Regions from separate parts of the Homo sapiens genome. Here region 2 is linked to region 1. Evidence: read pairs that join two places in POLR2A ChIA-PET (ENCODE). Cell type or tissue: PC-3. All regions are shown on one strand. Each heading gives the region's core, and the rest is flanking DNA. Links, peaks and the distances in the headings are about the cores only. Region 1 overlaps LOC100506444 (a long non-coding RNA gene). Region 2 has its middle 190 kb from the start of LNX1-AS2.

What was found. Peaks named below come from ENCODE experiments on the same cell type or tissue, not always from the same donor. Only the 100,000 strongest peaks of a DNase experiment are listed, where the experiment ranks them.
Region 2: POLR2A ChIA-PET joins it to region 1 with 6 read pairs; 2 of 35 experiments call an interaction of 5 or more read pairs at or near these places.

What each region holds. Positions count from the first base shown.
Region 1 is chr4:53,708,592-53,715,595 of GRCh38, reverse strand. All of the region lies in intron 1 of LOC100506444 (a long non-coding RNA gene), which reads right to left. Among named protein-coding and RNA genes, the nearest start is that of LNX1-AS2, 120 kb to the right of the region's middle. In PC-3, for the core only: no CTCF peak of the experiment used is centred there; no DNase peak of the experiment used is centred there.
Region 2 is chr4:53,778,133-53,785,136 of GRCh38, reverse strand. No RefSeq gene overlaps it. Among named protein-coding and RNA genes, the nearest start is that of LNX1-AS2, 190 kb to the right of the region's middle. In PC-3, for the core only: no CTCF peak of the experiment used is centred there; DNase peaks (open chromatin) are centred at 3,296 and 4,046; H3K4me3 peaks cover 1,535 bases; H3K27ac peaks cover 2,500 bases.

The DNA.
Region 1 (7,004 bases), core at 1,484-3,983:
CTGAGTGCAAGAACATAGTAAATGGACAATACGTGTAGCTGTTGTTATTTACTGCTTGTTAAGTGTTCAGGTCATCTATATGGGAGCATTTTCTCTTCTCCTGCTTAGTCTCTCAAAGATTCTTAGTACAGAGCACAACATGTACTACCTTCACTCTCAACTAAGTCCCATTGGAGAGTACATTCTCCATAAAAACAAAGGTAATTAAAGAGTCCAGTGTGTGCACGCTAGCCCAAGGAAAACTTACTCAAATTGACTTTCACTTTGATTCTCTGCCTGCCCTGAGATCTCCCTCAGCTTCTCCTTCTGGGTATCTACTCCGCCTAGCAGCTCCAGCAAAGAATTTTAAAAATAAAATGTTCTTGATCAATATCTTGATAAATTTCTTAAAGTCTTAATGTGGTGGACAAACAATTCCTTTTTTAATAAGCCTTTTTTTCTTTGAAAGAATCTCAATTGACATGATTGAACCAAAAGAAAATCGGCATGACATATATAATATTAAGCAGCTATAAATCTGGAAGAGATTCAAAACCCAGACAGAAGGCTTTGATTTTTTTAAAGCACATTTAATCATGTTTTAAAGCAAAATGAAAAACCACAAATCTGTTTAGACATTCCAAACATGAAGAAATAATATTTTTATCAAAATCTTGTAACCTTACTCACACCAAAAGAAATTGTTCCTAAGCAGCGCTGACAACTCTGTCTGAGATGTGAATCTGAAAACACGTTTTTAAAATTATACTTTGGAAGCTTTGAATATGCTCAATGAAATTCCAGAATTAATCCACTCCAGTTTTGCAGTAGGCACTGACTCATCTACATCTCCTTCCCTCTTCCCTTTTAGCAAAGCTACCCTACTCATTCCCCCAACACATACACACACACACACGTGCACACACACACACACACACCTTCAGTTAGAACCAATGGCTATGATACATCAAAAGAGTCACAGTTAATCCAATAGACTCTTTTTTTCTGTTCCTTGCCTCGGTTTTTTCACTTTAAATGGAGGAAAACATCTCACTTATCACCTGGAACATCTGCCAAATGAACCAAGATGCAGAGAAGCTCTGATTTAGGCATGGTAGGCTGGCTCTTCATGCTCATAAATCCAGGCTGTTTAGCAGTCCCTCGTAGAATGCCAAGAGAACTGCATGTTACTGATCCCCACAAATGCCAAAATTGCAATGGGTTGACATTTACTGTGCAGTCATCATATAACAAATGATTTACCTAGAAAGAGACACAGTCTTCCAGTGAGATGACAGTTAATCCTTCTTCCAGGCTTGGAGAGGTAGAGAGATTCCAGGAAACAAATTAGCTTTAAAAAGTCTCTGGTTTTAGCTGCATCGTACATAGTTCTTTTTTAAATATAACTTTTTAAAAGATATAATTCACATATATAAAACACATTCTTTAAAAGTGTACAATTCAGTGGTTTTTAGTGTATTCACAAATTTGTACAACCATCACTGTTATCTATTTCCAGAACATTGCAATCACTCCTAAAAGAAACACCATAACCACTAGCAGTCACTCCCCATTCCCCTCCAACTCTCCAGCCTTAGGCAATTGCTAATCTATTTTCTGTCCCTAGAGATTTGCCTACTCTTGACATTCATATATAAGGGATTATACAACATGTGGCCTTTTGTGTCTGGCTTCTTTCACTTAACAATGTTTTTAAGATTGTAGATGGGAGTTTTTGCTGATATGTTGAATTTCTCTTCTGATAACACTAACAGTTATCATATTTGGAGTGCTTCTCAATGCTGAAGTGCTTTCCATGCATAATCTCACTCCATCCTCACAACAGTAGAACGAGACATATACAATTATATCCATTTTACAGACGGGGAATTGACGTTTATAGAGAAGTCAAGTAACTCATCCAAGGCCAAACAGCTAGTAAGTGATTGAGGAAGGATTTCAATCCAGGCCTGCTTGACTCCAAAGCTTGTGATGTTAACCTCCAGGATCCACTGCCAGCATTCTTAGAGATGAGTTCTGTTTTTGTTGCCCTTTCCAGGGTCTTCTTTAAAACAGGAAAAAGTGTATTCCTAAGATGCTTGAGAGTTAAGGCAATTCCCCAGGGGCTGGACTCGTATGCAATGGGTCAGTGAAATGCAGCATGGCCATGTCTGCAAGCTGAGGAGAAGTGAGTGGCAGCTAGAAATGTAAGGCCTCAAGAATTCCAAGATCTCTAAGGAGAATGACCCCAGAGCTGTAGCACCCAGCATACCGGATGGGCAAATAGAAAGCGTGGGGTGTCTGGCTGACACTTGGAATGCCACCGACATCCCTGTCTAGGTCACTCATTGATGGGCTAATACATCAGATTATTAATATAATAATTAATAAATCATTTTTTCACAAAAACTGGTCTTGACAAACATTGGAGAAATATAAGAGCCATGTTGCTCATCACTATACCCTCACAGCAAGGTTCAATCCTAATAATCTGGGCATGGGATTCAATGTGTTTCTAAAGACTCTTTGAGGAGTGACAAAACATCCAAGCAGAGATTCATTAAAAGCTGTTGATTTTTATGTTTCTCCCAGATGAAATGACATAAATTACAGCTAAGATGCACAGTTCAGTCTTTAATCTCGACCAACCACTTCTTTTAATGCCTACCCTGAAATTTCAAGAAGCCACATGGTCAAGGAGAAATCAGCTTCACTTCTCCTGATTTTCATCCTCCCAATCCCTCGAGGCCATTATCTCCACAAATTCGACGTGATTAGAAGTGGAATGCATGGATTGTGAAGAAGCAAAACAGAGCATCTGAGTAATTCTTCCTTAAAACACTGGACCCTGGATGCATTTTGGATGCAGGTGCAGAGGAAATGGTCTTTAAATGATGACAAATTTTTAGGCACATGGTTAAAATGAAGCCAACCAACCTCAAATGCTCAGATTTTCATCCCACTGTGATTTTGAACTTGAGTTAAAGGGAGGCCTGTTCATCAGCCTGGCTCTCACCGTCTTTCCTGCTGTTTCTGGCAGCAGTAGCCTTTGTCTCAGGCTGAGCCCGGCTTTTCTGTGACCTTCACTATCACAGAAGTAAGCACAGTGCTTACTCAGTGCCGGAGTCAGACGAAAGCACACCTGAAACCCCACTCTGCTGAATTCAAGGTGTGAGGCAAATTACTTAACCTCTCTAAGCCTGTGTTTCCTCACTTGTTAAATGGGAATGTGAGTACCAACCTCTTATGGATCCTATGAGGATTCAGTAAAATTTCCATGTAAAATTTTCTTAAATTTGATTTAACAACAACTTTTTATAGGCTTCTCTTAAATGCTATAGAAACAAAAAATATTTATAGCTGAAAAAAAAAACAAAGCACTTGGCAGAGTGTTTGGCATGTAGTAAGTCCCAGTAAACATTAGCTATTGTTTTTACAAATTTCTCTCAGATCTTTGGAGGCACATTCCGGCAAGAGGTTGCACAGTCTTTATTTTAGTGTCCAGAAGACACACATGATTCAGAGAGGTTGGGAGGGAGTGAAAATGTGAGCTCTCTCTAGTGGGTGCTTTCTGGTACGAGCACTCTATCTGAAGGGAAAACCTTTCCAAAGGCTTAGAAATTGAAATGTTTTTGTGCTTAGCTCAGATCACCTCCTCTTGGGGGCAGAAAAGATGAGAAGGCCCAAATGAAGAGTCCAAACAATGGAAGGTGCAGTGGCAAGAGGCAACAACGACAAAGGCCAACACTGCTCAGGAGAGCAGGGGTCCAGAGGGTAGGAGCGGGAAGTGGGGATCCACGCCACAGGGGGATGGCAGAGCAGAGACAGCCATGGCCACAGCTAGCCACACAGCTGCTGGGAGCCAGTTAGGACCAGCAGGCTTTCTCTCAGGCAGCACATCCCTCACCAGGACCCATGAATTAATGAGTGGAGCACAGGCTGGATTTCAGTTCAGCTCCTCAAATGGGTCCTTGAGCAGGACTCAGACTTCACAGCCTTCAGCAGTGACCCTGGGCTGGGGGTGGGTGTCTGAATTTGGATATAACCCAAGAGTCCAGAACCAAGAAGTTGAGAGCAAGGAAGCTGATATCTGTGGAGGGCAGGAGAGGAATGAGGGAGGATCTTAGCAAAATGTTTCTCTATATTTTGCCACATCTGTGAACCACTATAATGGGTTAGCTTCTTCAGAAATGGAAGCTGAAATGAAGGTTGGGATATAGGATGTTCATTAGGGACTAGCACTGCAGAGGAAACAGGAAGGAAGTAGGATTGAGCAGAAGGAGAAATCAAACTGCTGTGCAGGCCTGACAAAGCCTCAGCCAATATAATGAGATGGAATGGGGGTCTGGAGCAAGAGGAAGGATTGGGACCCCATTAGAGGTTCCACCATCAGAGAAGGACATGGCCTCGGGCAGGGTGGCTCTCTGCAGTTGAGGTGGACCCTGAAGGAGCTTCCAGCCGGAGGCAGTCTGCTGACCACATTCCCCATGGCTTCAGCAAGGCCCTCCTTGAAAGGAGATCCGGGTGGCACATCTCCATGTGCCACCAAAAGCACCTCGACATCTATTCATGGTCAGTTCTCATTATTCACACTAGTTATATTCTATAACATCTCTGCAAATACTGAATTAGCAAATACTGAACCATTGCTCCCAGGTGAAATACAGGGTTAGATACCTGTGAGCCTCTGGTCATAACATTTTCATCAGTCAGTCAATACATGACCTTCTTTATATGTGTTTCCATTTAAAGACACCTTATTTAATACATATTGTTGACTCAGTGGCATTGAACTCATGACCAATATCACACTGTAACTATGCCTGAAGGAAGAGTGTCTAATACATGTAGGTTCTCCCTAAGGCACATCACAGCTTTCCTGCACTTAGGAAAGCTAGAGAGTACTGTGGCTCTACATGTGGGGGTCATTTTAACAGTGAAATTACCCAAAAAAAGGCAGAAATGCAAAAAACATGGCACTAAATCAATCACTTGATTATAGACACTTGTTTACAGTATGAGAGCTGAACAAAATAGAGCATTACCTTGCTGGGCCTCAGCTGAAAACTTGTATAGATGGCAACTCAAATGTTTTGCTGCTCCACACATGTCTGCAAACAATAGCAAAACCACTGCACATACTGACTTTGGAGTTACAGATACATTTTAGCAAGTTGGCAAATTCACAAATACTGAATCTATGAATAGTGAAGATCAACTGTACCTAACTTTTTTTTTTTTTTTTTTTTGAGACAGAATCTTACTCGGACATCCAGACTGGAGTGTAGTGGTGCGATCTTGGCTCACTGCAACCTCTATCTCCTGGGGTCAAGTGATTCTCAAGCCTCAGCCTCCCGAGTAGCTGCGATTACATGCATCACCAGGCTCGGCTAAGTTTTTGTATTTTTAGTAGAAACGGGGTTTCACTATGTTGGCCAGGCTGGTCTCGAACTCCTGGCCTCAAGTGATCCACCCACCTCGGCATCCCAAAGTGCTGGGATTACAGATGTGAGCCACCTCACCCATCCCAATCATATTTAATATTTTTATTTACCTCCTTTTTTGTAACATATATATTTATTCTCATTTTAGATACTATTATTGATGAAATCATGGTTTCACTGTGTTGGGTATATTTTTATTAACATACATTAATTTAAGAACATTCCTGTTAATAATAAGCTGTTCTTCTTTATGCCATTTAAAATTGTCTCATGCACCCCTAGTGGTACATAGATTTAAGGAGCTAGTGAACCTGGTAGGCTGGATTTTGTGGGTGACAAGGGATTCGATACATGAATGGTTTGTTTCCACCCAATCTCAGGAAAATCTTCTCTCCTTAGGTTTCTGTCAGAATCATTCATTTGTTCAAGGATCACTGGGCTAGAGGAAACCAATTTCTCTTCCATATCCACTCAGTGTAAGCTATGTTTATCTTTCACTTGCTAATAAAACAATAGCTTGTGTTTAATGTGGATTGATTCAAATAAGAGAATTCAGCAACTTTCCAAGTCCACCAACTTCTTCCTGTGTGGTTAAGCATTCCCACAGTTGATGAAAATGGAGAAAGGAAATTACAAAGGATTTGAATATTATCCTGAAAGTTATTTGTTTGCTTTTAAAATCTTAATAAAAGATTTCTCCAATTTATTTTTCATAACTTCATGGAAAGCAAGAATAATTTCTGTGAAAGAGGTGATTAGCAAGGCAAAAACACCATTTTATCTCAAAATACACTGCTAATCAATTTTAAGTGTTATCTCCATTTGTAATTTAGGATGTCCAGGGTTAATAACATTGCAAAGATTCTCTGATGGTGCAATAATCACGGGATGTAAATTGATTTCTTTCGGTGGGGTGTTTGTTAAAAGCATATGAGCTTTCTAATTGGCCTTCAGCCACTCTGCCACATTGTGATCTAACTATATTGCCCTATAATTTGTAAGCACTCACTGAGTTATTTATAGATAACATGAAATATTTGTTAGTTCACAGTGGATATGATTTAAACCAAACCAAAGACAGTATATAAATGTTAAAATCTTGAACCTATGTTAAAATGTTCAAGAGCCTATGTTCTATTTTCTTTCCTCTGTTGTGTCCTCTGATGAATATTACTACCCATGTCTGGGTTTCCTTTGTAATTCTCTTCCAATTAATTACTCCAGAGAGAGAAGAAAGAGTTGCTACAAATATAACATAATTAAAACTCACTAGTTTTAAGAGCGCGGACTGCAGATGAAGGGAAAATCTGTGGTCCCTATGCTTTATTATCTTGCAGAATCCTTCAGGACAATTCTGCTGTCCTTGGCTTTTAGAGCACCTGGTTTCCCTTTTTGTTTTATCCCATGATGGTGGCAGTAGGTTTGGTCTTCACAGAATGCACATCTAATCCACATGTTACTTGCTTTGTTCTCTAGACCTCAACATTCCCACCTGTAAGCTGCAGCACACCAGTATGTTGCAAACAGGTTACCAGCCATTAACCCTGGACATCTTAAATGGCAAATGCCATAAGATCCTCA
Region 2 (7,004 bases), core at 2,085-4,584, 69 kb before region 1:
TTGGCCAAAATATCGAAAAGAAAAAAATTATAAACATGCTTAATAAAATTTGGAATGATAATCCTTCATGGTTTCTATTATACTAAGGCATAAATCCCAAGGGCTCCTTGTTTCCTGCTCAAAGCTCATTCTTTCCCTAAGTTTCTTTATATACAATGTATTAGTCAGGTTTATCCAGCAAAACAGAACCAATTGATGGATATATAAGACAGTGTGGTTGCTCTTAAGAAAATCTATACTTTCTATTGGTGATGTGTGTGTGTGTCTGTGTGTGTGTTTGTGTGTGTGGAGGGAGAGAGAGAGAGAGAGAGAAAGGGATATATAAAGACAGACAGAGTTTTGTTTTACAAAGTAGTCTGGGTGTGGAGGCTCATACCTGTAATCCCAGCACTTTGGGAGGCGAAGGCAGAAGGATCACTTGAGCCCAGGAATTCAAGACCAGCCTGGGGAAGATGGTGAAACTTCATCTCTACAGAAAATAAAAATAAAAGTAGCCAGGCATGGTGGCCAATGTCTGTGATCCCAGCTACATGGAAGGCTGAGACAGGAGAACTGCTTGGGCCCAGGAGGTTGAGGCTGCAATGAGCTATGTTCATGCCACTGCACCCCAGCCTCTGTGACAGAGTGAGACCCTGTCTCAAAAAAAAAAAAAAAAAATGCTCACACAATTGTGGGCTGGCAAATCTAAAATCTACAGGTCAGGCCAGCAGGCTGGAAACCCAGGAAAGAGTTGCTATTGCAGCTTGAGTCCAGAGTCAGCCTGCAAGCAGAATTCTCTTTCTCGGGGATGCCAGTCTTTTTCTCATAAAGTCTTCAACTGATTGGATGAGGCTCACCCATATTATGGATCTGCCTTACCTGAAGCCTACTAATTTAAATGTCAATCTCATCTAAAATTATTTTTATAGCAACAACATCTAGACTGGTGTTTGATCAAATACCTGGGTACTACTACGGCTTAGCTAAGTTGACACGTAAAATTAACCATCATGCTCATCATCCTATTATTTTCTTTGGGCTCCTCAAATTAGTCACAGGTACTAGATAATAAAGTTGTGGCTCTGTCATCCTTTACTGGAATGACCAAAAAGAACAGCAATAGATTATCCCTAAATGGCATATCCTATCTGTTAGAAATGTACTTGGCTGTAAGTGACAAAAATCAAAAACAATGAATTGAAGGGAAGAGTTTATTTTTCTCTCATATCAAGAAACCCAGTGAACCCAGTACAGGTGCAGTGGCTCACACCTGTAATCCCAGCACTTTGGCAGGCCAAGAAGAGAGGACTGCTTGAGCCCAGGGGTTTGAGACCAGCCTGGGAAACATGGCAGAACCCCATCTTCAAATAATAAAAATTAGCTGGGCATGGCAAAATGAGCCTGTAGTACCAGCTGCTCAGGAAGCTGAGATGGATCACTGGAGCTCAGGAGATTGAGGCTGTAGTGAGCCAGGATTGCACCACTGCACTCTAGCTGGGGTGACAGAGCAATACCCTGTCAAAAAGAAAAAAAAAAGAGAGAGAGAGAGATAAAGAAACAATAAGAGACCGTAAGAAGAAGAAAAAAGAGATAAAGAGGCCATAAGAGAACCATACTCTTTCTATCTTTTGCTTTGCTATCTTAATGTGTCAGATTTCCCCCAACACTTATTGTCTCATAGTTTCATATTAGCTGCAATAGCTCCAGATATCACATGAACATTCAAGGCACAGAAAAACCAGGGTGGAAAGAGAGAGTGGCTTTTTCCCTCCTGGAATCCTCCCCTGCAGTCTTCCACTTGTTCCATCAACAGCACTGTCACATGGCCACCTTGAGCTGCAAGGGAGGCTGGGAAAACAAGTACTTCTCAGAGCTGGGCACATTGATGTTCCAAACAGAACTAGAGCTCTATTGGCCAAAAAAAAAAAAAAAAAAAAAAAAAAAGGCAGGGGTGGATATCATTATTGAATGAGTAACTCAATAATCATATTGAGTGAATCATTGTAAACTGTCCCTTGTCTGCCACAAGGACAGTTTGCATTGATTTTTATCTGGATTTGAAAAGTGTTTATTGAATTATGCATTTAGTCGTTCTTTCAGAAAACATCTTCCATAGGATGGTTTTGAGATACCATGTTGTGTAAGACAGTGCACTTGCTCTTAAGAAAATTAAATCTGTACTGGAGTTTTCCAAGAACAAACCACTTGTTAGGAGAGAGGCGTTTAGAAGAGGAATACCCAACTCACGCTTCAGGAAGTGGCAGGTGGAGAAACTGAGACAGCTTCCAAGAGGAGATGGTGGTAGAACAAAGATGGTAGAAGAAAGGATGGCTAGGAGTTGGTCTTAAGGATGAGGAGGCTGAAATAAGGCAAAAGCCAAAGGTCCAAGGTATGAGAGTGTGCTATGCAAACCAGTCAGGGTGTCTCCAGGAAAACAGGCACCTCTTTAAGGATGTACAGCACAGGGAATGGAAAGCAGGGGATTGGCTATATGGTAGAGAGAGCTGCTGAGAGTTAACACGAGTGATGAGGCAATGCAGAGATTAGCATCAAGAAGCAGGAAGCCACTACCGACTCTGCTAAAGGAAAAAAGAAGGAACCAGAAGCTGAACCACAGTGGACCTGTTTTGGCAAGAGCTGGAACTACAGAGAAGACAGTCACTGCTGCAGAAATCACCCAAGGAAACAAGGAGAGAAATACCCTGGCTTCTCCCTCCTTTCTACCCTCCATTTTTTGCCAGTGTGTCTTCCTGGCCTAACCCAACCAGCTGGAAGTCTGAGACACAAGAGCCTGTGAACTGCAGCCTGCAAGGATCAGCCATCGTGAACTAAAACACAGCAGGCAAAGAGGGAGGATGGATTCAGGGCAAACAGATCCAGGACCAGTACTGCACCTTTAGGGAACTGTGAGTATAACTAGTGTGCCATAATGACAGCCAACATGTATAATAAGCCTTTACTAAATGCCAGAAATTATGCCAGATGTTTAGCATTTTCTATGCATTAACCTCTTTACTTAGTTTAGGTAAGGCACATAAAGAGGAGTGGGAGGAGATGACACTGGGATGTGGAATTAGAGCCAGGCTCACATAACAGAGGGCTCATGTGCCACGCCAACGGGTTTGCACTTTGTCCCGAAGGCACTTGGGAATCAACGAAGGGTTGGAAGAATTATACAGTCCGAGTAGCATTTCCAAAATATCATTTTGTGATCGTGTCTGAAGTTGTGAGGATTGCTAATTCATCAAATAAATAACGGAGGTCTGATGAAGAAGAACTGGGAGTGGGACCAGCTTCCCTTCCTGTTTCCCTCCTCAGAACAAACAGCCTCACTGCTGAACACTTGTGTCATCTGTTGACATAACTCGGATCTTCGTTTACTTTAGCTCAGCAAAACTGGAGTGGCAGACCTTTTTAAAACAAAATATTTATGACTAATCTATACAATAGTTACCATAGTTAATGTATTAATATATTACTCACCTCATTAATACACTTCTGGAGAAATCTACATCCTAGCAATGTTTTACAGAGTTTTTGTTCTATCTTCTAGTTTCTAAAAGTATATTATGGACCTTTTAGTTTTCAACTTTTAAGATAAATCAGTGTTGTTTGTCACTGGGTTGTGGAGGTGGCAGTTGGAGCCAGAACCTCAGATTAACTTGAAGTGTTGATACAATGTTATCACAGAGACAAGACTTATGGCCTTCAAAGGGACATTTAGAATTCCTCTCTTCCAATAACCTCTTTCACAGATGAGAAAAGTGAGCCCACACAGATAAAGCGATTAGCCCAAGGATGTGAAAGTAGTGAGTGGAGGTAGGACTACAACCCAGACTCCCAAACCAGTACTCCTTCCACTCTTGACATTATTGCTAAGGTGTTCAGAGCTAATAAGAAGCTGTCATTTAAAACAATATTACTCAGGTGGTAAAAATTCATCTCACATGGAATTACGCAGAAAAGGGAGTTTATTGGCTCTGGAAATAGTTTTAGGGGATACCAATTTCAGGCATGAGTCAGTCTAGGGAGTCACTATTGTCATCAGGACTAAGCCATGTGCTGTTTCTTGGAAGACTTTCTAGGCTGCTTTCATTCAGTCATGCTCAGCCAGGATGGAGCAAGGTTGTAACCAAATGTCCCAGGCTCTCAACTCATCAGCTTGGTATCTTCAGTGGAAAGGATGTATTTCTTTTCCAAGAATGTGAAAGTCTAGGTATTGAGTTTTATTGGTTTAGTTTGGGCCGTGTGTCCGTTTTTGAACCAATCACTGGAGCCATAGTGAATGGATGGCTCTGATTGGCTAGGTCTGGCTCCTATGTCTGTGCTAGCTTCAGGGGATGGGCTCCACTCTCTGTTTTGGAATTATATATTTGGAAAGTGAGGATGGTAAGATTTCCTGAAGGAATATCAAAGTTCCATCAAAGCAAAAAGGTTAAATGGGTGCTGGGCAGGCACAAACAACTGAAATATACTCCAGACACTGAGACTTATGTCTAGTACAGTGGATTTCTAACATTGGCGAGGTTTTCCTATTGGCTATTATCTTGCTATAGGAAATAATCCCATTTGGGTAAAATGGACTTCTCTTGTGCAAAGTGCATGCTCCACTATGAAATTGAGAGAAGCCAATCGTTCCACGACTTTTAGCCTGTGAAAAGATGATGATCCTGAGTTGAGGTAATATACCTCCACCACCCGCTATGGATCCATGACTGTTGCATCCCAAACAATTCTCTGAGAAACACTCTGTTAACAAAGAAGTTCTTGCCTCAGCTCTGCTTTATAGCCACTCTAGTTAAATAAACTGCATTAAGCATCCAAGATGCCCAGGGAAGCTCAGAGAAAGGAGCTTGAAGTCAGGAGAGTTTGTCTGTTCAGAGCTCTCCCAAAGGAAACAGGGATCCAAATGAATCTGAGCATTGAAATGAAGAAGAATAAGCATGCATGTCAGCATCAGTGTATATTTGGCGGCTTCACTGGACTTGTCATAATCTGTGACAAATTAGCAAAAGCAAGTCAATCTTAGTAAGCAAAAACATATAGGATGTTGTTCCATTGTAATTTAAGCTTTACTGCTTCTATTTTCTGCCTCTGCTCTTTTAGTTCAAAAGTGTATCAAGAATAGTCATGGAAGTTTGACAAAGCATTGTTCATAGGCTTGTTTAAAAGCTACCATCTCTTCGTGGAGAGCAGAGATAAGTGGAGAACTTTGTAAGCATGTTTACAAGGTCAGAAACCATTTTTTTAATCTGAAAAAATAATTTGAATGCATATGGCAAAAGCACAATTCAAAAGTTAAAGGGAAAATGACAAAAATTGAAGAACTATATAACGTATTAAAATCTGATAAAGAATACCTTTTATCTCTTCGATATACTGATTTCTTCCTTTTGGTGTGTATTGCTGTGGGATTGCTGGATCATACAGTAGTTCTGTTTTTAGTTTTTGAGTAACCTCCATACTGTTCTCCCTAAATGCTTGAGGCAATGGATAGCCCAATTACCCTGATTTGATCATTATACACTGTATGCTTGTATCAAAAGATCACATGCACCCTATAAATATGTATAACTATGATGTACCCATAATAATTAAAAATAAAAATTTATTTTAAAAAGAATATATTTTATACATAAAAGGTTCTTACAAAGAAATAGATGAATACCACAACAGAAAAATGGGATAAAAGCATGAATAGCAAATTAATAAAAGAAAAAGAAATGGACAATACATATATGAAAAATTATTTGACCTCACTAGTAATTAAAGAAACAAAATTAAAACAACGAGACACAACTTTTGCTATACTGAATTAGCAAAAGACAGACAATACCCAGTGTTAGTCATGAGTATAAGAGAAGGGAGTATAGACTGATAAAACTTAGAGTGGGGGTTAAATGTTGAGAAAGTTGTAATTTGGCAACAATCATTCTAAGAAGCCACATAACATACATATCTTTGACTCAACCCCTCTAAAAATTTATCCTAGAGAAATAAGTTAGGAAATATTTAGCTACGGGGAGTTTTTGATAAGAAAATACTGGAAATAAGGCTTGGCATGGTGGCTCATGCCTGTAATTCTAGCACTTTGGGAGGCTGAGGCAGGCGGATCAATTGAGGTCAGGAGTTTAAGACCAGTGTGGCCAACATGGGGAAACCTCGTCTCTACTAAAAATACAAAAAATTAACCGAGTGTGATGGCACATGCCTGTAGTCCCAACTACTCGGGAAGCTGAGGCAGGGGAATCACTTGAATCTGGGAGGCGGAGGTTGCAGTAAGCCAAGATCGCACCACTGCACTCCAGCCTGGGTGACAGAATGAGACTCTGTCTCAAGAAAAAAAAAAAGAAAGAAAGAAAAGAAAATACTGGAAATAACCAAGCTGTCCAATTGAGAATTAGTTAAATATATTATGACACTTTCATTGCATGCATCATTAAGTGAGAAAATTTAAAATATAAATAAGAGGTTAGTGTAATCTCCCATTTGGTTTTATATATAAAGGCTTTGAGGAATATTCAAGAAATGTTAACAGTGATTTTCTTTTTTGCCCATTTGTAGTTTCTAGTTTATCACAAATGAACTTAAATGGGAAATATAACGATAAAAAAGAAAGAAAAGGAATGTTAAACTGCCTAGGTTAATGGAGGCTTTTCTCTAGCATCTCTCTCTCCCTCTTCTGGGAAAAGGAATAGTACTTCTGCTCCTTTCTGGGATGCTTCTACAAATCCCTCAGGAAGACAGAACTGAAACATCCATTTGCTCTGCACAGAGAGGATTCTGATTTAATGACGGGGATCTGTGCTTGGCTCCTCCTGAGTTTGAGAGAGTCTCTGAGCAGTGATAAGCAAGCTTGCTCAAAAAGGAGGCTTTTCATCTTTATGCCTAGACAAATAATTCTGAGGCTGAACTAAGGCTGGCTCACTATATCAATGTTAAGGAAAAAAGGCTTTTCACATGCAGTAGGCAAGATTTCTGTTTATTTTAGATAGAAAATGTTTCTTGAATTCCCCACTGTCTTT